Linked DNA regions of Homo sapiens: region 2 is linked to region 1. Evidence: read pairs that join two places in POLR2A ChIA-PET (ENCODE). Cell type or tissue: PC-9. All regions are shown on one strand.

The links. Peaks named below come from ENCODE experiments on the same cell type or tissue, not always from the same donor. Only the 100,000 strongest peaks of a DNase experiment are listed, where the experiment ranks them.
Region 2: POLR2A ChIA-PET joins it to region 1 with 22 read pairs; 1 of 35 experiments calls an interaction of 5 or more read pairs at or near these places.

What each region holds. Positions count from the first base shown.
Region 1 is chr6:17,415,665-17,419,664 of GRCh38, reverse strand. All of the region lies in intron 1 of CAP2 (cyclase associated actin cytoskeleton regulatory protein 2), which reads right to left. Among named protein-coding and RNA genes, the nearest start is that of CAP2, 24 kb to the right of the region's middle. RefSeq lists a silencer at 1,553-1,847. In PC-9, no CTCF peak of the experiment used is centred here; DNase peaks (open chromatin) are centred at 1,304 and 1,684; H3K27ac peaks cover 2,819 bases.
Region 2 is chr6:18,041,213-18,045,212 of GRCh38, reverse strand. No RefSeq gene overlaps it. Among named protein-coding and RNA genes, the nearest start is that of KIF13A, 56 kb to the right of the region's middle. In PC-9, no CTCF peak of the experiment used is centred here; a DNase peak (open chromatin) is centred at 1,792; H3K27ac peaks cover 345 bases.

The DNA of each region.
Region 1 (4,000 bases):
CTTCCTGCTTCCAAACAGAAAATTAAATGAGTGTGCATAGGGTAAGTACCGACTAAAATTATAAACTTATATTAAGATTATTGGCCCTAGAATTTATATGTCTTTAAGGCAACCTCTGAGGAATGAAACCCAATCTAATTTGTTCAGGTTCCTGAGATCTAGCTTATAGCCACCTTAACCCCGGCCATATCAACTTATGGTTGCTTTTGGCAAAATCAGGCTGCTGCTCCTTAAGAGACGACAACAAGCCTCCTCTTAATCAGTGCCTGGAATTCTTCTCCCTCTTAAGAACCTTCCAAGCATCACTCTGAGCAAAAGAGGAACAGCATGCTTCTGAATCAGAGACACTGCTGTCCTAAAGCAGGGGTAAATAAATTTAATTGCTCTCAGATGGATAAATATTTTATGTTTCTGCTGGGGACCAGGCAATACATTTATTTCTCTTATGTGTTTTGTAGTCCGTCAGTTTTGAGCTTAAACACAGTGATGACGTGCCACTGCCATTTTTCAAAAGCAAGGTTATACTTATCAAAACTTGTATAGCTCTGTAATTCTGTCTGAATGTCAGATGGTCATCAGCTATGGAGGGCGGAGTTTACTGTCTATTTTGGAAAGTCATCTCTCCTGAAACTGGCAGCAGTTACTCTTGCAAAATATGGGGCAGTGTTCTCTGCACAGCTGAAATCAGCATCTAATCCTAAGGGGATTCAAAATTAGAAATTTCTCATCTATTCTTTTCCTCTTCACGTCAGAGCTTGTGCTTCCATCGCAATTGAAGGAAAAAAAAAGGAAAGAGAAATGTAATTGAATCCTTTACGTAATCCTCTTGCAAGGGAGCTGGGTATCCTGTAGGTGGGTGAAGGCCATTTGAGAAATGATGAAAGCCCCTCAAATCTTTTAATAGTTGCCCATCTGTTCACAGTTATCTATGTTCCCTGTTACTCAACTTGCCAAATGTTACCACCATAGACCTAGCCTGCGATAGAAAAAAAAAATGTTTGCTTTGTTAGCAAGCCTCTATTCCCAACAGAATGGCACCAGCCACCTCCAGCAGCTCACAGATGAAGCTGTCTTGAGAAGGCCTGTTACATTTCACACTTAGGACTGCCGTCTCTGACTGTGGCTTAATCAGACTCCCTGACAAGACCCAAACTCGCACTATCTCATAGTGCTCCGTATGTTGAAAGACAACAGGAGTCAGCCCACAAACTGCAGGGCTGGACAGATTGGTGTGGAATGCAGTCGAAAAGCGACTCAGATGTCACTCCATGTAAAATCACCACAAGCAAGACTGAAATCCTGCCACAGCCCCTAAGGCGGTCAAAATACAGCTCATGCAAGGAAGTTGGAGAGATGTCTCTGGGTTTAAAACTTTCAGAACAGTTTCTAAGATAAACTGAAGAATAAATAAAAGAAAGACTATACCAGGAGACATGTTAGCATTCCCAAGGAGACTGATGGGGCCCAAGATGATCGGATGATCATGCCGCCTTCTCTCCAAACTCTCTCTGTCTCTCTCCCTGTCTGTCTCCCGATATACCCTCAGCCACTAGCCTGGCTCTCAAGAATGAGGAAAGAGCAGAGCTGCAGATTCTCCAAATTCTTCCCAGGCAGTCCCATCCGCCTTAGCATTCCAAAGTGGATTTAGCCAAGTTTTGACAAGGAGGTGGCAGCCAGGAATTAAGAATTAGGTTGAGGAAACTCATAGGGTAGTCAAAGCAAATACAGACAGCAAGGTCAGGGTAAGGAATGAGTCAGAGCCAGGGGGATAGACCAAGGAATTTGCTTCAGGAGGCCAGCAGAATAGGGGGATACAGCAAGATGGCAGGAAAGAAGATATTCTAAGAACCCAGTGAAGAACAAAGAGAAGCCAGATTCACAGCTGGAGAATGAAGAGACTGGGTTAGATGACACAGCTCAAACTTGTCCCCCCAGATCTTCTCTAGTCATCCTATTTAAGTAGAAGCCGATGGCAAGGAAAGGTCAAAGGATATACACAAACACCTGACCAGAGTGTGAGTGTGTGTGGGGAAAAAAGAGGAAGGAACATAACATCGCACAACTTTCTCCTTTTCACAATTTGTTTTAGGAGCCGGGGCCAGTGGCTCATGCCTGTAATCCTAGCACTTTGGGAGGCAGAGGCGGGTGGATCGCTGGATCCCAAGAGTTCTAGACCAGCCTGGGCAACACAGCGAAACCCATCTCTACATAAAATGGAAAAATTAGCTGGGTGTGGTGGCACACGCCTACAATCCCAGCTATTTGGAGGACTGAGGCAGGAGGATCTCTTGAGCCTGGGAGGTCGAGGCTGCAGTGAGCCGTGTTCACCCCACTGCACTCCAGCCTGAGTGAAAAAATGAGACCCTGTCTCAGAAAAAAAAAAAAAAAAATCAGTTTTAAAAAACTGTACTTGAGATTAATGTTAATTCCTTGTTTTGAATTAATTTTTTTGTATTCTCTTTTGAGTTTCATTATAATGAGAAGTGCACCCATCCTCCTTTTGGGTCATTTTTTTTTTTCTTATCTGAATTTTCCCCTCACTTTTCAAGGTTGTTTGTTTTTTGTTTTGAGACAGAGTCTCACTGTTTCTCAGGCTGGAGTGCAGTGGCACAATCACAGCTCACTGCAGCCTCCACCTCCTGGTCTCAAGGGAGCCTCCCACCAAAGATCCTCCCTAGTAACTAGGATTACAGTGCATGCCACTACATCTGGTTAATTTTTTAAATTCATTTTTTGCAGGGACAGTGTCTCTGTATGTTGTCCAAGCTGGTCTTGAACTCTTGGGCTCAAGCAATTCTCCCATTTCAGTTTCCCAAAATAAAGGGATTATAGGCATGAGCCATGGCATCCAGGCTAATTTTTATTTTTATCAAAGCTAGACATGCACATAATTTAAAGAATCAATAGTTCTACCCTCTTCCATTCTGTGTCATAAGTGCTAACCATTTTCAATAATTTTAACTGTTTCTTTGATAATCACACCCTCCCTTCCCCCTTATGTCTAAATAACATGACTCTATCTCTGTGTATTATTTGGTTTTCTTCAGTTTGGGGCATTATCTACTGAGTTGCCACCAAAAATACACGGGTTTACTTTTTGCTTGCCCAGTCCTCACTACCACCTGCATGCGTATTGCCTTTTGTCTTGTCCTCCCAATAGTGTTATATCACAGTTTTTCTGTGATCGATATCCAGTGTTAACACAGTTATGACTATTTGCATCTGAGCCAGGAGGTATACTATACACAGGGTTGCCATTAAGTATAAAGGTAGAGAAAGTCTGGAACATGGTCATAATGAACGTTCGCTGCAGCTATTAAGTCATCCCATCTCATTTTGCTGTCAGTGGGAATAGTTATATTTGAAATGTCAAGCAGTCATCTAGAAGATCTGGTCAATGGAAATGACTAACAGAAAACTTCAGGTCAGTATAGCCTTATTTTTGTCCCCAACATTTCATTTTCCTCTGCCCATGTACTTATTCCTCCAACATGTTTAAAAGAGTTTTCTCAAGTCTACGTGTATGTGCGGTTACCATAAAATGAAAATTGTGGTATGTAATTCGTTATTTTTCCCTCTGAACATATTTACACATATTTTCCCTCTGAACATTTTTACAATGACTCTTTTGCTTCTAAACAGCAAAGGATGAAGGCCCAATCTCTTTGGGGTCATTTTTGGAAACTAGCAGCACTCCTTCATCCCTCATATTTTCTTCACCCAACCCATCTTGTGCTCATTGGTGAAGGGTCTGTTAAGCCCTTAACTAGCTCACTCTAACCAGTTATAAAAGCAGCTTTCACAGATGCTCTGAATGTTGACACTCCATGGCGCAATGTCAATGGTGATAAGCCTAGAATAACAACCTATGTGCCTGGATTACCTATTTTGCATCTGTGAGACATACGGCCCAATTAAAAACCTGCCTTGTGCTTTCTTTCCTGTCAGCACCTGTACACCTCGCCTCCCAAGGAGACCGGCTGCAAGCTTTTCAGGGGCT
Region 2 (4,000 bases), 630 kb before region 1:
TTTTTTAAGTAGTATTGAGTACTTTTTAAGATTTTATACTAAAAAAGTTTTTTACATTTTCGCTAAGCATTGAATTAGCAGAATTCAAAGAATTTTGTATTGTATTTTGCTAAGCATTGAATATGGCAGAATTCAAAGCAGAGAACTTTATAGCTGAGGCAGAAAGTACTGGGAATGTTCAGGGAACAGAGACATGTGAACTGATAAGGAATAATAGGGAGAAGCAACTTCCTTCCTTGTTGTCAACCAAACAGACACAGATACTGTACATAAAATAGTGCAAAGGAAGCATAGAATTCTTTCCAGGCTAACCTGATTCCATTTCCACTAGCATTCCCATCAACCTTTGCCTTTCTCTTTTCTAAAGGAACTGACGATGCTGGAGAGGAGGGATACGAGAGCCTCAGGCCTTTTTGTAAAACAACATTTTAGCTTCCAAATTAGGTCATGTCTATCCTGGGCCACACTGATTCAGGCTGCTTGTCCTCACATTAATGGTAATGTGATTGTTCCTATGTCAGGGCTGGCAGGGCTAAAAGCATGTCAGGTATGTTATCCACATATCTTCCACTTTGCTTTTTAGCACCTTCATCACCTCTAGGAAGATAACTTTCCCAGATACTAAAGTCAAGAAGCCACTCGAGCGCACTTCCTTAATTCACTTCCAAAAACGAAACGTTTTTTACTCTAGGCCCAGGACACACTCACAGCACAGAGAGCATGCAATGGGCCACGTGGTGCATGTAAGGGAGAAGGACCTTTCAATGGGAGGAACGAGGAGAAGGATGAGACTTCTTTTTTGCTTATGTTCTCTCTTCCATGTGGCTGGAAAAGTAGGAATGGCCTGGGGGATAAAAGTAAGGCTAGGGTATAGATGCTAATGTGAAAAGGGACGGCCTGGAGTTGCGCAAGTCACAACCTACACAGCTATATGTGGTGGCCCAGCTGGCCCCCACCTTATCACAGTAAGGAATACCAGATGAGGATTTAAGGTCATAGCAATATTAAAGAATGTTCATTTTGGCTGGGAGCGGTGGCTCCCACCTGTAGTCCCAACACTTGGGGAGGCCGAGGCAGGCAGATCACTTGAGGTCAGGAGTTCGAGACCAGCCTGGCGAACATGGTGAAAACCCCCTCTCTACTAAAAATAAAAAAAATTAGCCAGGCGCGGTGACAGACACCTGTAGTCCCAGCTACTCGGGAGGCTGAGGCAGAAGAATAGCTTGAACCTGGGAGGCAGAGGTTGCAGTGAGCCTAGACCACGCCATTGCACTCCAGCCTGGGCAACAGAGCAAGACTCCGTCTCAAAAAAAAAAAAAAAAAAGAAGAAGAAGAATGCTCATTTAATTTCTTGCCATGCTAGCTACCCCTCAGAAAAGTGTCAGTTTCCTCAGGCTAACCAACTAACATTGCCAGGCGTGGTGGCTCATGCTTATAATCCCAGAACTTTGAGAGGCCGAGTCAGGTGGATCATCTGAGGTCAGGAGTTCGAGACCAGCCTGACCAACAAGGCGAAACCCCGTCTCTACTAAAAATACAAAAAATTAGCTGGGTGTGGTGGCAGGCTCCTGTAGTCCCAGCTACTCAGGAGGCTGAGACAGGAGAATTGCTTGAACCCAGGAGACGGAGGTTGCAGTGAGCCAAGATCGAGTCATTACACTCCAGCCTGGGTGACATAGTAAGATTCCATCTCAAAAAAAAAAAAAAAGAAAGAAAGAAACTAACACTGAAGCAAATAGAAGCTTTTTGGCCATTTCCAGTGTGAGATTCCCACAGCATGACTCACCCTGCCACGGAGCTCTGGAGGGGAGCACTGGTAAAGCAGCTAAAGCCTTGACTGCTGCAGTCAGCATGGCCTCCAGGAACAACAGTGCTCTGCTGAGCAGGCTCCATGGGCCCTGCCCACTGACATCCACTTGTCAAAGTGGTGGGGTTAGGCAGCATGTTTTCCACCAGCCTCTTATGGATGTGGGACCGGATGGAGCCTCTGACCTAGGCAGGTATGAGCTGACTGTGACTTCTAGCCTGAACATGGCCAGACAGCTTCTTTCTGCCAGCAGCTTGAATGGAAAAGTAACAAGAAAAGGGGTCACTTAGCAGGAGAAAGAACAGAAAACAAAAGGATGCAGACACTGATGTCCAAGTGTTACAGGATCTCTGGGGTGTCAATTTTTCTGGTGGGAAACCTCTGCGGCCGAAGCACCTTTGCCCGAGTTCTCACCCTGCATCTAGGAAGAATGAGGTACACAGACAAGCGCAGGGTGGAGAAGAAGAGTTTTATTTAGTGTTAGAACAGCTCAGAGGAGTGGGTGGCTCAGGGCAGCGGAGGGGGTCCTTCCTGGGGCTGCTGAGGGTGCAGGCTGCAGAGACACCTGGCTCCCGCATCTAGGAGGGTGGCTGCAGCCACACCCTCACCCAGAAAGGCAGATCCTGCCTGCTGCCAGCCCTCCCCCAAGAGCACAGGGAGGCTCAGATGAATCCACAGCTACAGTTTGGGTTCCTGTAGCCCCACCCAGGAGAGTGGGGTTCCTGCCTGCTCTGTAGAGCAGGAGGCCTGGGTCTGCAGCTGCATTGGGCGGCTATAGCAGCACCCGGGGAGCTCCTGTCCCAACTCAGAAGGGGTGGGGCTCTCACCAGCTCCATGGAGTGTGCTGCCATCACAACTAGGTTTGTGTCCAGGATGGCCAAGCCAAGGAAAAGAAGGAGCAGAAACTATGAATATGCAGAAGAAACTCCCCTTGGGGAGAGGAGAGGATATAAGAAGAGAAGCAGGGGACCTAGCGTGTCCTAAGAGACCACAGGGAAAATGACAAAGGAAGAGAAGTGCTCTCTTTGTTGCAGGACTGGAGAGGCAGAGGTGGAGTGTCATTCAAAAAGCCATGTTAAATATCCTAACACAAACTTCTACTGGAAAATTTTAAAGTAATACAAAGTGCCAAATGTGAAGTTTCATGAATCTTGGCTGGCAGCAAACCACTGAGGATGATATGACCCTGGAAATCTATGTCAGAATCTCAGCTGGGTGAGGATGGAGCATGTGTGAAGTTGAAGTGCAGTTTTATCTAAGAGGGCAAAGGTTTAAAAAGATTGAGAAACTGGCCAGGCACGGTGGCTCACGCCTGTAATCTCAACACTTTGGGAGGCTGAGGCAGGTGGATCACCTGAGGTCAGGAGTTCAAGACCAGCCTGGCCAACATGGTGAAACTCCATCGCTACTAAAAATACAAAAAATTAGCCAGACGTGGTGGCACGTGCCTGTAATCCCAGCTACTTGGGAGGCTGAGGCAGGAATCACTTGAACCAGGAAGCGGAGGTTGCAGTGAGCTGAGATTGCGCCATTGCACTCCAGCCTGGGCAACAAGAGCGAAACTCCATCTCAAAAAAAAAAAAAAAAAAAAAAAAAAAAGATTGAGAAACTCTTCCCTTATACTTTCCTCACTTTTTCAATTCTCTGAATTCTCACTCTAATTTCCCTCTTGAAGATGCCCTTCTTTGATACCTGGGGAGCAGAGTAGAGCCTCTATAAGAGCTCTTTCTTCTATTTTAATGACATTGGTTTGCCTAAGAATGAAATATTAGTCCAAAAGTGAATGTGGACATTAATAATAGAGGCCAGTTATACCAAGCCAAGAAAAGCACTTAAAAAAAAAAACCAGCATTCAGAGGGAACAAATAATTTTAGCTGTCAAATCCAAAAATTGTGTATCTAACCCACTGAACTGTGGAATTTATTTTCTTACATAGCAAAAGATTCCTCAACTTAGTCAACAATCAGGCTACAAATTTCCGCATATCCATCTTTTTTTTTAAAGCAAAAAGTGTACATCAGTGTATTTAAAAAAATTTTTTTTATCTTCTGTAAATGTTATATTCTTAAATGTAAATTCTTAATGTAATGCACATCTTCAGGCCTATTAGAGAGAACACAAGGAACAAATTGCTCAGTGAAAAGCACATGAACTTCCATATTAGAAAGGAGTCCCAACTCTGACATCCCCCT